2 separate regions of the Homo sapiens genome follow, and region 2 is linked to region 1. Evidence: chromatin loops called from intact Hi-C (ENCODE). Cell type or tissue: endothelial cell of umbilical vein. All regions are shown on one strand.

The links. Hi-C counts contacts between places; a loop is a spot of excess contacts. Peaks named below come from ENCODE experiments on the same cell type or tissue, not always from the same donor. Only the 100,000 strongest peaks of a DNase experiment are listed, where the experiment ranks them.
Region 2: a loop joins it to region 1, with 15 times the contacts of the local background. A loop is called at or near these places in 1 of 110 quality-filtered maps.

Annotation. Positions count from the first base shown.
Region 1 is chr3:119,768,014-119,772,013 of GRCh38, forward strand. No RefSeq gene overlaps it. Among named protein-coding and RNA genes, the nearest start is that of NR1I2, 12 kb to the right of the region's middle. In endothelial cell of umbilical vein, no CTCF peak of the experiment used is centred here; a DNase peak (open chromatin) is centred at 1,968; H3K27ac peaks cover 2,514 bases.
Region 2 is chr3:119,688,491-119,692,490 of GRCh38, forward strand. No RefSeq gene overlaps it. Among named protein-coding and RNA genes, the nearest start is that of CFAP91, 13 kb to the right of the region's middle. In endothelial cell of umbilical vein, a CTCF peak has its summit at 1,778; a DNase peak (open chromatin) is centred at 1,781.

The DNA of each region.
Region 1 (4,000 bases):
TGAGTCCATGGTTTTTTGATCTTCAGAGAGGGGAAGTGCATGCTGATTGGTCCATGGGTAGCCATGGGCAGGCCCAGGAAAAAGGGATATAAGCTCCCCCTCCAGGCAGCAGGACTGGCAGCCCGGCGCCCAGGCTTCAGGCCTTCTTGGCATGAAGGTGGGACTTCACTGAGGCCCTGCCCCCTTCTGCCCAGGAGCTGTCTGCCTCCCCTGTCATTCATGGCACCCAGGCTCTTCCTGCAAAGGGGTGCCTGCAGGCCAGTGCTGAGCTGCCCTCAGCACCCCCTCAGCTTCCCTCCTGTGCTCTTCAGTGCCCAAAGACAGGAGGGGGCCAAGGCAGCAGGGGGCTGGCATGTCAGCACTGCCCTGAACGTGCGCCCACCCTGCTGGCCTGTGACAGTGCCCTGGCTCGGCCCCAACCTTGCTCCACAATCAGAACATGCACCAGGAGTGGGGAGAAGCCAGGCAGCAGGAGCAGGCACTTGCAAGCCTGTTAGGGTAGGGGGACATTCCAGGGCCCCCAAGAGTTCAGGGATGCCTGAGTCTGCAGCCACAGTTTGGGCAGCTGCAGCTGTGCCCAGCAGCAGGCTCCTGCCTGCTCCCAGTCCCCCAAGAGCAAAGGGAGGCTCACATCTGCAGCCACGGTTGGGTGGCTGAAGCCCTGCTGGGAGGGCAAGGCTCCTGCCTGCTCTGTGGAGTGGGAGGCCAGGGTCTACAGCCATGGTTTGGGTGGCTGCAGTGGCACCGGGGGAGCTCCCACCCCAACTCAGAAGGGGCGGGGCTCCTGCTTGTCCCTAGCTCCCACCAGCTCCATGGAGGGTGCAGCCTTGGCTGCACCTCCCTGCTGCAGCCAGTGTGATGGCAGTGGCAGACCGTCTGATGTGGCCACTGCCATCAGTAGCATGGAAGTTAAGAGAGCAGGCTCTGGACCCAGACTGTCCGGATTGAAATCACAGTCCAAGTTCAGTGTGTCAGACAGGTTATTTAATCCCTGGGTTATTTAAGCCTTAGCCTCCTCATGTGTAAAATGGTATAACCATAGGTTGTACCTCATGAGGTTGATGTCGGGATGTAATGAATCAATTTATATAAAAAGCTTAGCAGGCAACACACGGTAAATACCCAATAAGCACCAGTTAGCTAATTTTACTATCACAAAGGGATAAAGGACAAAAGAGAAATAGGTGGAGCATGTTTCCTGCTTATAAGGAAAACGACCACACCTACCACTGTATAGGCAGTGGCGCAGTGGATATCAGTCTCTAACCCATCAGATGAGTTTCTCGGTCTCATTTGGGGAACAATAAGAGACAGAGAGAATATGGATGTGCTATCATCTGCCCCTCCCCTAACCCCTCCAGCAAGAAAGGGATAGGAATGAGTACCTCATGTTCTGTAGAAACTTGAGGTGTTGAGAATAAGGGCTCCCTCCCTACCAGATATTAGTGCAGTAGAAGGAAGCCATAAGTATTGCGCAGAAGAACTTCCCAGAAAACTTAGCTGCAATCTTGAAGGAGGCACCTTTTATGATAGGTGGCACATGAGGAAACTGGAAGTGAGGACTACAGTGGTTCTTGGCTGTGGCTGCATGCGAAAACCACCTGAGTACTTTAAAAAAAAAGTGCTTCTTGGGTTTCACCTCGGGCCAATTAAGATAGAATCTTTAGAAGGGGAGCCCAAGCAAACGGATTTTTTTTTTAAAGTTTCCCAAGTGATTTAATGTACATTCCAAATTGAGAATAGATGACGTGTTTCCCAAGGAAATTGTCCCTCTCCAAGCATTTACCATTCAGACTTACTACAGAAGATATGTCTTCAGTCCAGGTTCTAATTATATTTTCTTTGTAAAGCATAAAGAATTTCAAAGAAAAAAAATGTGTGAGAAAACATTGATACTGGACATAGTCATAACACTTGGTACTTCCTCAATAACACACTTGATAGTAATTTCCTGCGTAATCGTCTCTCTCACTGGCGTGTGAGGGCAGGGCAGCAGCTGTACCTAGTGAGTTCATTTGTTTTCATTTGCAGTGCTTAGCCAGTCCAGTCTCTGGCACCTATCAATCCCTTAGTAGGTATTTATTGAATGAAATTCTACATACTTAATGTTTGTAAAAGTAAACATGTGTGTGGTTTTAGAGATCATTTATTATGTCTTGGCATATTACGGTATGAAATGAGTTTCAAGGACATAATTCTAATTTATAACATTCATTCCTTATAAACGTTTAACTTTTTGTGATTCAACTTGTGAATGTTATTATCAAGGAACCAAGTAAGTCATAAAGGAAGGGAGAGGCCTTCTGTATGACATCCTAAAAGGAATTTATCCCATTTATCCTTGTACAAAAGACATTCGACAGCTTAAGAAACCTCCAACAGAAGTTTCAGAGAAGAAGCAAAAATGTTCTTTTCACTGTTTCTTTTATTTTTAATAAAAATTAAAGATATTTTATTAAAACATATCTATAAAATCAGCTTTCAATTATGTCAGAATGAAGAGGTCAGCAATACTCCTCCACTAAAAAAAAAAACCATACAACTGGACAAAATTGACAAAAGCATCCAGGGAACTAGAAATCTACTAGAGATGGGCAGCAAGTTGAAAAGCTCCTAGAGATTCAAGGAGAAACAGCAGAAGGCTAATTCTTTCCCCCACCTCCCATCAAGCTCAATCAGCAAGAATCGTAGTTTTCCAGTTTGGAGTTGGCCAAAAACCCAGTGGCTCTTCTGCCAGAGGAGAAATACTTATAAAGTTTTAAATTTCAATATTTAGGGTCGAGAAGTGGCATGAAATTTTGTGACTTTGCATATACTAAAAGTAGCAAACTCAGAAATGAATAGGGAAAGGCCACAGCTTTGTTAGCCCAAGGATGCAGTCCCAGTTGGGGTGAGCAGCAAACCAACCAGAGTGCTAATGGGGAGATCCTGGAAGGGTTGAGACAAGTTTTCCACATACCCCTGGCTGACTGAGAATACGAAAAAACTAACCCAGAAAAAGGAAAAAAAAGGAGAAACATAAGACTAAAATCAAGTTGGGACAAATAGAAAATAAATCACAAAATGATACACCTCAACTCAACTTTAACATGCATTAAATATTAGTGTATTAAACACTCCAAATAAAAGGCACAGGTGTCAAAATGGTTTTTTGTTTTGTTTTTTTTTTCTTAAAATTGTTTTGAAGAAAAGCAAAACCAAGCATATGATTTACAAGAGACACTTTTAAATATAAAAACAGTGATAATGAAAGTAAATAGGTGGAAAATGATACAACAGGAAAATATTTAGCATAAGAAAACTAGACTGGTTCTATTACTACAGCTGGCAAAAAAAAAATTTCAAAGCAGGCAGTATTACCAAAGATAAAGTAGGATATCTCATAAAAATAATAAATGAAAACCAAATAGTCTTATCCATTTATGCCCCTAATAACTGAGCTTCAAAATTCACAAAGCAAAACTAACAAAAAAAGAAGTAAACAAATCTCCAAAGTTGAAGACTTAACACCTTCTTTTCAATAGCATAGAACAATTAGACAAGAAATCAGTAAAGTTTAGAAGATTTTAACAAAACTACATACCTTTGCTTAACACTAATCAGAACACTATACCCAACCACAGCAGAATACATATTCTTTTCAAGTGTACATGGAACATTTATCAAGATAAGCCATATTTTGAGCCACAAAACATCTTTATATGTTTCAAACAATGGAAATCTTATAAAATATGTTATCTGACCACAGAAACAACTAACTTAGAAATCAGGAACAGATACATATTTTTAGAAAATCCCCAAACATTTGGAAGTTAAACAGTGTATCTCTAAATAACCTTTGGATCAAAGAAGAAATAACATGTGAACGATTGAGAAAATACAACTTCAAAATTTGTAGGATGTAGCAAAAGCAGTGCTTACAGAGAAATGGTAGCTATATGCACTCATGTTAGAAAAGAGGCTTAAAACCAGTTATCTAAGTTCCCACTTAAGGAAGATG
Region 2 (4,000 bases), 80 kb before region 1:
AATCCCAAACCTCCAATTACAACAAATGAAAGGTCCCAGAGAAAACAATTAGGGCTCTGAATGGCACCACTCCTCTAATTCATGAAACTCACCTCCTGGCATCCGTCATTATTGTAAACAACCTGGCCACAGCAAGAAAAACTGTTATAAATTTAACCAATCTAAATAGTCTTCTTCATTTAGCCCTTTGACTCCTGCCTCCTAATGAAAGGGATCCAAAAATATACAGGGGCTTTTTCCAATTCTTCCCCTCAACCTCCTTGGCAATGAGGTCCTACCTGTTCTCATTGACACAGAAGCAACCCTATCAGTACTCAATCCCACCAACCTAAGCCAGGCCTTGCCTTGGAGTTATAAAATTATTCAAATAGTAGGAGTTTCTAATAAACCACTGATGGCATTTCAAGCTCAGCCCATTGCTTTTTGCCTTGGGTTTTTACAAGATACCTATCCTTTTTTACTAGCAGAATCTGCTCCAGCTAACTTATTGGGATGAGATTTAAAAAAAATATATGTCATGTTGGCATCTCTTTATCCCTAAAGGGGGAAATAATTTTGGAGTCTGATAAGCCCAATAGCCTGTTGAACTCTACCAATAATCTCCCACTCATTTGTTATGTTGTCCCATGTACTAAAGAACTCTCCACTGAGTCTCAGAGTTCCCTATTGGAACAGAAAACTGTCTCTTTATCAGCCACATCATCAACAGATGTTGGTAGAATTCATAATGCACCCTCAATCAAAATCCAAATTGATTCAACCAAGCCTTTGCCTAGTATTAAACAATATTCCTTAACCAAACTGCCTTAGACCCAATATTGAAGAATACAAAACTCAAGGCCTAATAATTCCCTGTATCAGCCCCTAATACTTCCACCCTCCCAGTAAGAAAACCTAATTGTTGAGGATGGAGAGTTGTTCAGGATCTCCATGCCATAAATAATATTGTTATACCCTGTCACCTCATGGTCCAAAATATACATACTTCTGTTCCCAAATCCACATACTGCTGACTTCTATACCTACTGATAGTGAATTTTCACTGTTATTGACCTCTGTAGTGTCTTCTTCAGCATCCCTGTTGATCAAACTAGTCAATATCTGTTTGCCTTTACGTGGAAAGGACAACAATATACTTGGACTGTTTTGCCTCAGGGCTATATGGAAGGCCCTTCCTACTTTTCTCAAATTCTGAAAGCTAATTTACAAAATGTGGCTTTTCTTCAAGGCTCACCCTTACTGAAATATGTAGGTAATTTATTTCTTTGTTCTTTCTCACGCAGGTAGCCTGTGAGATAGACAGTGTGCATCTTCTAAAACTTCTTGCCACAAAAAAATCATAAGGTTTCTAAGAAAAAATATAACTATAGTTAAGACCCAAGCTAAATATCTAGGTCATCTGACTTCTTGAACATGACTACGTTTGGGCCCTGAACAGATCCAAGGTGTCCTGCAGTTCCCCAAATCTAAAATGAAATGGCAACTCAGAGAGTTTCTTAGACTTGCTGGATACTGCAGTAACTGGATACCAAACTTTTACTTAATTGCTCAACCCCTGTACACCCTACTCAAGACCTCTAAAACCGATCCCATTGTTTGAGAAGAATCTAAAAATATTGCATTTACTAAATTAAAGAAAGAATTATTAAACCCCCCATACTCTGAGACATCCCAATTATCCACTCCTTATTTTCCTTTTTGTTTATGAAAAAAGGGAAATTCCTTGGGCGTCTTAACTAAAAAAATCATTGAGAGTAACACTGCCCCCAGTGGATATTACAGCCAATAACTAGATCCAGCGGCTTGGGGATTATGCTCCTGTTTGGGAACTATTCCAGCTACTGCTCTACTAGTTATAGCTATAGAATAAATAATCATGAGATCTCCTTTGACCACTTTTGTTCCCCATTCTGTTGAAGCTCTTAAATTCCCATCATACCCAACACCTTTCTACCAGTTGTCTTAGCATTTATGAACTTCGTTTACTAGCTGCTCCTCACATAACTTTCTCTCTGTAACAATCTTAATCCTGCATCTCACCCCTTCTTTCTGATGAAACCCCCCATGAGTGTTTGACCCTCACTATCTTTTGATTCCCCAGAAAGATTTGCAATATAGTCCATTGGACAATGCTGAACTATCATTGTTTACAAATGGATCATATTTAAAGGATGACACTGGCAAAGAGTGTGCAGGATATGCAATTATTACCTTTTTTTGAAGTATCTGAGGCTAGCTTCCTACCTGTGGCTACTTCTGTCAAACAGGCTGAGCTTTTGCCCTTACTTGGGCTTGCCTCCTTGCTAAAGGGAAATCTACTAATCTGTATTTACAGGCAGTAGGTATGCTTTCGAGGTTGCTCATGATTTGGGGATGTTATGGAAATAATAGGTTTCCTCACTTCCATGGGAGGCCAAATTACAAATGGATCCTACACACAAGACTTACTGGATATCATCTAGCTACCAGCTGCTTTGGCTATTATCTAATTTTCTGTACATTCAAATCTACATTTTTATGGAGATGAGAGTAAACCGCTTTGCTAATAATGCAGCAAAGAATGCTGCCATTAAAGGTTCATTTGATCAAATCTCTGTTATGGCCCTACTAAAAGAACTTTCAACAAATGATTTAAGAATAATTATCAAAGAGGCCAGGCACAGTGGCTCATGGCTGTGCACTTTGGGAGGCCGAGGCAGGTGGATTGCTTGAGTCCAGGAGTTAGAGACCAGCCTGGGCAACATGACAAAACCCCATCTCTACAAAAAAACACACTCAAAAAATTATCTGGGCATGGTGGTGTGCTTCTGTAGTCTCAGCTACTCAGAAGGCTGAGGTAGGAGGATCTCCTGAGCTCAGGGATGTAGAAGCTGCAGTGATCCATGATCAAGCCACTGCACTCCAGCCTGGGTGACAGAATGAGACCCAGAAAAAAAAAAAAGAACAATTACCAAAGATGCACAGAATTGGGCCTCAGAAGTCAAAAAACAAAACTGAAGTCAAAAAAACAAAACAGGGCTGGGCACAGTGGCTCACAACTGCAATCCCAGCATTTTGGGAGGCTGAAGTGAGTGGATCACCTGAGGTCATGAGTTCAAGACCAGCCTGGCCAATATGGCAAAACTCTGTCAAAATACAAAAAAATTAGATAGGCTTGGTGGCATGCACCTGTAATCCTGGGCTACTCAGGAAGCTGAGGCACAAGAATCGCTTGAGCCTGGGGAGCAGAGGATGCAGTGAGCCGAGATCTTGCTACAGCACTCTAGTCTGGGCGACAGAGTGAGACTCCTCTGTCTCAAACAAAACAAAACAAAACAAAACAAAACAGGCTGGGTGTGGTGGCTCACCCCTGTAGTGCACTTTGAGAGGCCAAGGTGGGAGAATTGCTTGAGGCCAGGGATTCAAGAGCAGCCTCCCAATACAGTGAGACCCTGTCCCTACAAAAAAATGAGAAAATTAGCCAGGTGTGGTGAGGTGTGCCTGTAGTCCCAGCTACTTAGGAAGCTGAGGCAGGAGTATTGTTTGAGCTTAGGAGTTTGAGGATGCAGTGAGACATGATCACACTGCACTCTAGCCTGGGTGGCAGAGTGAGACCCTATCTCAAAAACAACAATGAAACCGAAAAAGGACCATGATTTCTGGTTTGATGAGCAAAAGGAACTCTGATCGGGACCTGAGAACAAACCAGTTCTCCCAGATTCAAGGAAATATCCACTATTAACTACAGTACATAATTTGATTCATTAGGCAACTGACATTAATTTCTTCCAGAAAACAATATTGGTGGGGTGGGGAAATATTTTAAAAGCCACTAAAATGCTTATTTGACTTTTACCACCTGTCCTAAATTTAACCAAGGAAAATCTGTATAGACTCCTCCTTGACATTTAAATTTACCTAATAGGCCATTCAAGGTTTGGCAACTGAATTTTTTCCAACTACCTCCCTCCCATGAGTATACATATATATTGGTTATGATCTGTATGTTTTCCCATTGGGT